2 separate regions of the Mus musculus genome follow, and region 1 is linked to region 2. Evidence: chromatin loops called from intact Hi-C (ENCODE). Cell type or tissue: left cerebral cortex. All regions are shown on one strand. Each heading gives the region's core, and the rest is flanking DNA. Links, peaks and the distances in the headings are about the cores only.

What was found. Hi-C counts contacts between places; a loop is a spot of excess contacts. Peaks named below come from ENCODE experiments on the same cell type or tissue, not always from the same donor. Only the 100,000 strongest peaks of a DNase experiment are listed, where the experiment ranks them.
Region 1: a loop joins it to region 2, with 5 times the contacts of the local background. A loop is called at or near these places in 6 of 42 quality-filtered maps.

Annotation. Positions count from the first base shown.
Region 1 is chr9:43,466,879-43,471,207 of GRCm38, reverse strand. No RefSeq gene overlaps it. Among named protein-coding and RNA genes, the nearest start is that of Gm36855, 52 kb to the left of the region's middle. In left cerebral cortex, for the core only: no CTCF peak of the experiment used is centred there; DNase peaks (open chromatin) are centred at 1,752, 2,097, 2,711 and 3,623; H3K27ac peaks cover 1,118 bases.
Region 2 is chr9:43,547,261-43,551,589 of GRCm38, reverse strand. No RefSeq gene overlaps it. Among named protein-coding and RNA genes, the nearest start is that of Gm36855, 28 kb to the right of the region's middle. In left cerebral cortex, for the core only: a CTCF peak has its summit at 2,100 (motif pointing left); DNase peaks (open chromatin) are centred at 1,821, 2,543, 3,173 and 3,634; H3K27ac peaks cover 1,032 bases.

The sequences.
Region 1 (4,329 bases), core at 243-4,242, 80 kb after region 2:
TCAAAAAAAATAAGGTGGATGGCGCCTAAGGACAATACCTGATGTTGCACCCCTGTCAACATGTGCACACATACATGTGCACCCACCCAAACACAGAAAGGACAGCTAGCCCAACTCTGATTCCTCAATTCAACAACCTTCTCAGAATCTCCGGAGATGAAAATGAAAGTTTTTCAAAGCTCTTCTGGCAATTTTGAAGCCCACTTTCCCATTAATGTGGGTATCCATTTGAAATAGGTAGTGGCTCACAGGTTAAAAGCATATGGCTTTGCGGCTGGCCCTGGCTTGAGATTTATGTCACATGTGGCAAAGTATGAACCTATCTCAATGTCAGTTTTCTTATCTCCAGCCAGAGAAAGATTGTGTGAGCTTATATCTTCAAAGTGCTTAGCAGACTGTAAGAGAAAGTCCCCAAAGGTTTTCAGTAGAAACTCTAGGGTTGACACAGACCCTTGTCTCAAACACCGAATCTACAGCTACCACGTACATGACCTTGACTTCTGGAGCCTTGTATTCTCACTGATGTGAGGGTGATAACTGTGGCCAATCAGGCAAGGATTTAAAAGTAAGGTCCCCAGTGCTCTCACAGTCATCTGCTGCCTGTGTCCTGTGTCCAAGCTAAGGGGCCACATGCATAGTGCATGGGCCTAGGCCTGTAGTGTCTCCACTTCCGTTACACTGCTCAGCCCAGGGTGACCCTTGTGAGGGTCTCATGTGTTTTGATGGCCACTCTTACTTATCCTGAATCCAGTGTCTCTGAAAGAACAGGACCCATCCTCCGGTGGCCATACCCTGAGGACAACCGTCCCCAGCCATGACACAGGGCTTGTACAGTCTGGAGAGAGATCAGCAGGTTCCCCAGTTGAAGGCAGAGCGAGAGACAGAGAAGGAGGGAGAGAAGGAAGACAAAGCATCCTCTCTCCTCCTTCTTACCCTAGTCCCTCCTAGCTGTTCTGCACCTTGGGTAGCTGAGAGCCACTTCTCAACCAGCAGTGTGAGAGAGAGCAGAACTTCTCCTAGAAGCTGTGCATTTGAATTCTGTCTCTTCCGTTTCAACATGAACTTGGACCTACAGTCTTGGAACTCATCAATGAAAGAGGTTGTTGTGAGCTTGCAGAGGCTCGGGCTCTGTTCTTCCTGCCTTCTTCCTCCTTGGACCGGCAGCCTCTCAGAAGCTGTAAACCCTCTCTCCTCCCTGCCTTCTCTGCCTACCTGCTCTGCCTCTCAAGTCAGGATACCCTTACCACCTGCCTGAGACATGTGCATAGTTTCAGGTACCACAAACATAAGGATGCCTTCTTAGGTTCAGGCTAGAGCACAAGTGACAGAGGGGGGGCATTATTTCTACCCTAAGAAGACCCCAGCTAGAGTGAGTGGATGAAGATTTGATTCCATCCTCAGATAAGCTCTGGAGCCCGGAAGATTCCTGTCTCCTGTCCCCACTAGAGTGGTAACTCTTTCACCAGCACTTACAGGCAAAGTCACCTGTCCTTGGTCCCCTCCGCAGCATCCTAAACTTGATACACCTGAGAGGCTGTTTGAAGTGAAAAATCCTACCACAATTACCTGTAGAAACAGGCAGAGAGAGCATTATGAACAGAAAGAGGAATTATTTATTTGTTCTCTGGGCTTGACGTTAGTTTTTAAATTGTCCTTCTGTAAATAAAGGCGCCGCTCTAGCCACCCAGTCCCAGATCTCGGCGGCTGCTCTGCATCCGGTGGATCAAAATAGCCCCCAAACCAGATGGAGACCCAGAGCGCACTAGGAGCCCAGAGCTGGTTCTGAACACTTGAGTGGTGTTTAAATAGAGTTGCGAAGCTTTCTTGGGATTTTTCTGGGGCAAGGTGGGTGGGTGGGTACCACAGGGAGTTTCCAGGAACAGATAACAAACTGTGGAGAGGAAGGAAACAGGAAAGGAAATAAAGTTTGCTCTTGGCTCTCCATAGCGATCTTCTTCCCCGCCTAAGAGGGAGGCACAGTGTCAAAAACTCCACAGGGCAGGGGGTTTGGGAGGGCAGAGGTTGAAGTTTCCATTGAAGCTGTATTTCTGAGTGAGAACTCTGGCTTGAGCAAGTGTAGGCAGGCCTGCCTTGTGCTGTCAGAACTCTGGGCAAGATCACTGGCTTCTGGGAGATCCAGCCTCCAGGTCTGTAAATGGGGCTCACGCCGTTTTAGACTCAGAGTTTGCTGGTGATTGAGATAAAGAACATGAAGACCTGATCATGGCACAAGCCAAGGATTTAATGTGGGTTCCCACATCACCTTCAAAGCCAGGGCCTTACACATACCACGCAAGTACTCTACCACTAAGCTCTCTCTCTCTCTCTCTCTCTCTCTCTCTCTCTCTCTCTGCCTCTCTCTCTCTCTCTGCCTCTCTCTCTCTCTCTCTCTCTCTCTCTCTCTCTCCCCCCACAGTTTTGACATAAACTTTAATCTCCTATCTATCCAGACCCTCCTGTCCTACCCCTAGACTGTGGGACGCTTCAAGCTGACCAAGGACAGGTCCTCTAGAGAGATGGATGTGTCTATTTTGCCTGCCTCTGCATCCCTAGGACCAACACAATGCCTTGTATTTGAAAATGAGCTGCTGATTGAAGGATTGAGTGGATGACATCATCCACCTCTCCCTGTGACTAGAGGAAAGGGCCGGTGTGGCATGCCCTCTGACTACTGTTGCTGGCAATCGCTTTGGAACAAGGGAGGGGCCTATTTGGTGGCATCACTAGAACTTTGGGAGAAAAACAGAAGCGTTCCCATCTGCTCCCTCAGCTCCAGACTTGTCTGTGTCTCTGATTTAGACTTCACTCAGAAAAAGAGTCCCAGACAGCCTGGCCTGTCTCGGGCTGTTTCCCCTCTGTTCATCTGCTCTCATCAGGAAACCACAGGCCATGCATGGTCAAGGCCATCAAATGCACATGGTGCAGGCTGGATGGGAGAGCCCTCTTCCCACTCATGTGTCTTTTCTTGTTATCCGGTACCATTGTTCCCTGGCCTCTGCTGGGCCCTTGGGAGTGTTGACCCTTCAAATCCCCTTGCTGTTCAGAAAGGCAGGCCTTTTCTTTCCCCAGAATGTCCTTCTAGCTCTGTAAATGTTCATGTTTCACGTGAGCTAGGGACAATGAGAGAGAGCAAATCATATGGAAGGTTCGTGGGAACTCAGAGGGAGGGAGTGCTGTGTGAGGACTGGGGACTAAGAGAATGGTTGTCACCTTCTTCTTCTTCTTCTTCTTCTTCTTCTTCTTCTTCTTCTTCTTCTTCTTCTTCTTCTTCTTCTTCTTCTTCTTTTTTTTCTCCTCCTCCTTCTTCTTCCTCTTCCCCCTTCCTCATCTTCTTCCTCCTCCTCTTCTTCCTCTTCTTCCTCCTCTTCCTCCTCCTGCTCCTCCTCCTCCTTGTTTCCCCTCCCTGCTGTTGGCACCACTGATCACTCACCACGAGTGATGCTCCTCATCTGGAGTTGCCGGCACTAGTCCATCCAGGTGCTCCCTTCCCTGGGCCAACTGCCTGATGGGGCAAATCGAAAGGAAATGGAAAAACCAACAGGCCCAGCAGCTGCAAACCTCATTTTCTACTTTGTACTTCAGAGACCAAATCATCTAAAATTTCTCCAATGAGTCACATGAAAAACAAGAGCGAAGACTTGGAGGATGGGGGAGAGACCTAAATATGACCATTTCCATAGTCTAGGCCCCACTCCCCAGCCTGGTGACTCTCTGCTTCGGGCAGGGCATACTCGTTGGAAGTCTAGTCTTGTGTGTCCAGTACAGGGCCTGTCAGATCTGATAGGCCAGCTGGTGGGATGGTAGGGGGCAGGGAGGGAAGGAGACAGGAGCAGGTGCTATGTCCTGTTGGTCATGAAATAGCTGATCCTAGATTGGGCTGTTGCAGCCATGCAAAAGACTCCAGCACAGCCTGCAGGCGTTTTGCCCTTCCCACCCACCTAGCCCTGATCCAACTCACTGCCAAGTACCCCCTGTAATGGGTTGTCCTCCAGGCCCCAGCCTGGCCTCCAGTGCACATGTTTATCCTCTGGCCAGTCCCCTGGGGCAACCAAGACTTAATGAACTGCCGAGTTGCCCAGGCAGCCTTTGATCCTAGCAGTTCAGCAGAGGAAATCGATACCATTAACAGAGAAAACCTGGTTGTGAAGTGAAGATTGAGGACAGGCCATTTGCCCATGTGACAGCCAACCCACCTGCTGCTGATGACACTGAGAGGGCATGGCCAGAGTCTGGACCTCTCTCCAGGAACTGAGAAAGGTGCTAGAGGGCTCAGAACATCCCCATACCGGGATTCAGAGGAGCCTGAGAGCATCCTGAGCAGGCTGGAAA
Region 2 (4,329 bases), core at 235-4,234:
GCATAAAAACAAGTAGAACGGGTCACAGTGACACCAACAGAGAAACACAATGCTGGATGGAAATGGACGGATCACAACCTGTCCCCTGAGCCGTGCGTGTGGGACTCCCAGCCTTTTCTGAGCAGGGGCTGTGTTAGCACTCCCGGAAAATGTTCGTCTCAGACAGAGATACAAAGCGGAAGAGGGTCCAGCTCTTGCTCGTAGTCTGTCATATCCTGCTCATTATGATCCCCTCAGTGGTCAGCTCCTTAGAGCAGAATCCACAGAAGATCATCTTGTAGACATTTCCTGAGGATTAACAGTAGGGCATGCTCCACATTGGCCACTGGGAGACCCAACATATCCCAAGTCACATAGTTTTGAGACCCTGTTGGACTCATGGCAGTCTAGCAGTAAAAAAACAAAATTTAGAGTTGGGAAAATGGTTCTGTGAGTCAAGTGCTCAGTGTACAAGCATAAGGCTGGGAGTTTAAGCCCCAGGACCCACGTGCACGCCAGGCATGGTGGTGAGTACCCGCAACCCCAGATCTGGGAAGCAGAAACAAGCAGATTCCAAGGGTGAAATGATGAGCTCTAGGCTCAGTGAAAAGCCAATTTCAAACACTAAGTGGAAAAAGAAAGTGAAGAAGAGCTTGGGTGGCAACCTTAGGCCCCCATACCTGCCCACATGGGCTTGCATACCCACGAGGTAGGATCTTATGGGAGACATGGCATCTACTGAATCCTTGCTTGGCCAGGACTGGCTTTACTGTACCTCTTTGAGATTTATTTTCTGAACATCTGCAAAAGCCCTACTGTGTGCTGGATATGGACGAATGTAGCAAGGTGTAAAATCCCATGCTCAGCTTTGATCGGCATGGGGGGTGGATTTGACCTGCTCTCTTCCCAACCTGGGCCAGTTCACCTCTCTTTGGACAACCTGGTGCTTCCCATGTCGACATCTCATGCTTATCTTTGAAGGATTTGATACATAGAGCTAAAGTTGAACCAACTAGCCACTGGGAACAGTCACAGAGAAGGCAGAGGCAGTGGAGGCCTGTGCATGGTGGTAGGTTGGTCCAAGGTTGGTAAGCTATGCTTACCATGGGAAGTGCTCAAGTAGAGAAGGCTAACTCTCCAGGCCAAAGGAGCAGCTAGAAGCAATACAAGGGTCCTGCCTGGAAACAATCAGTACCATGAGCCTGGCTGTGGTCAGGGGTCTGCACAGAGCGATAGGTCATGGACCATCTTACTAGCAAATGCCTCAAAGCTTAGACATCATTCTTTAGGGAAGTAGTGAAAGGTTTTAACTGGGGGCATACTGTCAGTAAATCTGCATTTGGGCAAGGTACACTCAGAGGATGGGTAGACCATGGGTTGTCAGGGAGCACAGGAAGTGGGAAGACCACCAGGACTCTTCAACAGGCCTTAATGTCGCATTGGGATACGGAGGTGAAGCTCAGAAGTTCCTAGAGGAGCATTGAACAGGATGGACAGATGGGCCGGGGGCAAGGGCTCAGAGGGGGAGGCATAAGGCTAGCCCTCGGGACTCCAGCTTGAGAGGAGTGGCTGGTGGAGAGCTGAGGAACCCCACTTTAGCTGGCTCAGGTTTGAACCCCTTCTGCCCAGGATCTGATTCCCAACATAGTTATGCAGGCCAGCATGCTCCTGCACTCAGAGCTATCCAGGCTAACGTCCCTACAACCATGGTGAGGACTGGTCCACCACACTAAGACTCACGTAAGTCTCCTACTCAGCTCAACTTCCACCAGCAGGCCTGGAAGCTGCAACGGAGTTTCAAGAAAACCTCATTTTCCTCTTGGAAAGCAGCCTTTGCAAACAGAGCAGTGCTTAACGGAGAAGATATTTAGATCTGTGTATCACTTGTAAGGTGCGTAGCTCCCCGTGGTGACATTTTAATGGCCAGGGGCATGGGGAGGAAGGTAAATATTCTTTACCTTTGTTGCAGCCCGGGAATTCTCCTCATTTGTCAGCTATGATTAGCTGCTACCCTTCTGGTCCCATTGTTATTCAGGTCCCTGCTTGTCACAGTCACACCCCTTCGGATGCTCATGTCTTGCTTTCTCTCCAGCTCTCTCTCCCTCTGGTGGCACCCTGACTGGCTAGTAATTTATGTATGACAATATGAGACTAATTCGGTTATTATGTCAAAGGGAAATTGAATCTGGGGTTTTAGTGCCGCATCTGGGAGAAATCTTCCAATGAATCTAGAGTGGAGAAAAAAAGCCTCAGACTTCGATTCATCCGCTTGTCACCCTGTCGGCAAGATTAAGTCATTATAGAGGGCTAAGCTGGGCCAGAAATGGGACTGTAGAGGAAGGAGATAAAGGGAATGAGAAAGGGATGGGAGCAGGAACAGAGGGAAGAGAACCAGGGCAAGACTGGATCCGTGATGGGGAGCCTGGCAGGATGAAGGGCTCTGTGCCACTCTGCTCCTGGGACTCTCATGTTTATCCACAAGGCGGTCTGAGCAGTGTGACAGCTAAGGGACAGATGGACAGGGAGGAAGTTCAGTGGGAGGACATTTATGCAAACAGTAGCATGTCTCTGCTCCTGGGTGTCTTAAACACTGTGTGAGTTAAATCTGGCTTCCCAGTCCAACGTGGGATTGGAGGATTCTGTTGGCTGCCAAGTGAAACCGTGATATCTTTTCTTGGTAACTGGGCTTGGGCAAGGGGCTCTCAGGCTTCATACAGCAGCTGTGCTTAGGGTCATAAAGTCTGGAAAAGTCCTGGTGTAGGAGGAAACACCCTAATCTAAAAATTACCGCTGGCATTTACTCTGGTCAGGAAAGATGAGAGGGATTGCCTAAGTTGGTAGGAATGGAATAGGAGAGGACTTGACTCTCACGGTCTCTTAAAATATTTTATTAGACTGTTCTTTCCTTCAAGACACCCCAAATCTGCTTAATATGCCCAGTTCTTAATCGGACGAATCAATGATAGTTGTGTTCCATCCTCCTGCTCTGTGAAACAGGCTTCCTTCCCCCACCCCCTTATCCTCACAGGTCTCTCATTCTTGACACACACATTCTCCAAGACCCTTTCTTATCTGTGGGACCTTCCTTCCCCACAGGAAAGGCAGTGGGGGTTGGCAAGAGCGTTGCTGCATTTCTACCAAGACTTGGAGCTGCCCTATTAGTTTCTTTTTGGTCATTTTGGTGCCTGGCTTTGAGTGTTTTTCTGAACCCCAGTTTTTGCTTCTCATAAACTAGGACCACCCACTCACATGGGGAAACTGAATCGCATGGTTACCATAACTACAAGTTTCCCTTCCAGCCACAGGGGCATCATTCTTGCTTCCAAGAAACCATTAGCCGAGATCCTTCCTGCCCTGTGAGAAGATGATGAGGGTCATTTTGGCCATGCCCCTGCATCCAGGCAATATTCCAAGCACAGGAACAGAACAGGAACGAATTGAGCCTCTCTCTACCAATTTTCCTCCTCTTTCCTGGTTTCCCACAAAAAAATGAAACAACAACAACAACAACAAAAAAACTTCTTCTTCTTCTTTTTTTTTTTTTTTTTTTTTTTTTTAGAAAAAGGAGGACGTTCAAATGGGAACGAAAGAGTTCAAAATAACCCTCGGTTCTTAAATCACGTCAATTTGATTGTTTCTTCCAACACCCACACATCAGCTTTGACCAGACATCCACCTACCAGTACTTATGCAAAGATACTGGCAGCTGATGATAATCCAAGCAGCAGCATCTCAGCTCTCCAAGTGGCTTTGTTACCAACCCCTCTCTGCTCCTTGTGTCCCTGGAGTTGGCTCCTGTTTGAGGAGGGTCCTAATGCCCTCAGAAGGGGCATCAGCTGCTACCGCTCAGCACCTTCACCCCCCCTTACAAGCAAGACAGTGCACACATCTGTCCCACACCCCACCACAGCGGTTAATATTGTGGTGGTTTTGCTCATTTTGGATTGCGTCATCTCAAGGGTGATTATTAATAGATATTCAGAGTCCTGGGTCAGTGATGATAGACAGAGGATCTGGAAAAAGCCAAAGAACAGGGAGCCTTGCTAAGGGGAAGAGAAGGCATCTGTGTGAAGTCTAGGTACACTGTGCTGTACTAATGGTGGGGAAGAAAGTCACAACAGGAGAGAGACCTGCTCTGCAGGCTGCCAGCAGAGTGGACATGGCCAAGCCCCTGAAGAACAACTGACAACCTGCAGGGTTGTGAGGTAAGGAATTGCCTCACCTAATTCAGGTAAGCTGTGGGTTGCCAACTCGCCAAGGGAAAATAGGCCCCAGAAACCCTGCTGATTACAGTCACAACATTTGTTCCCAGGCACTGTGGGATCCCCACGTTATCAGGGTCATTATCAG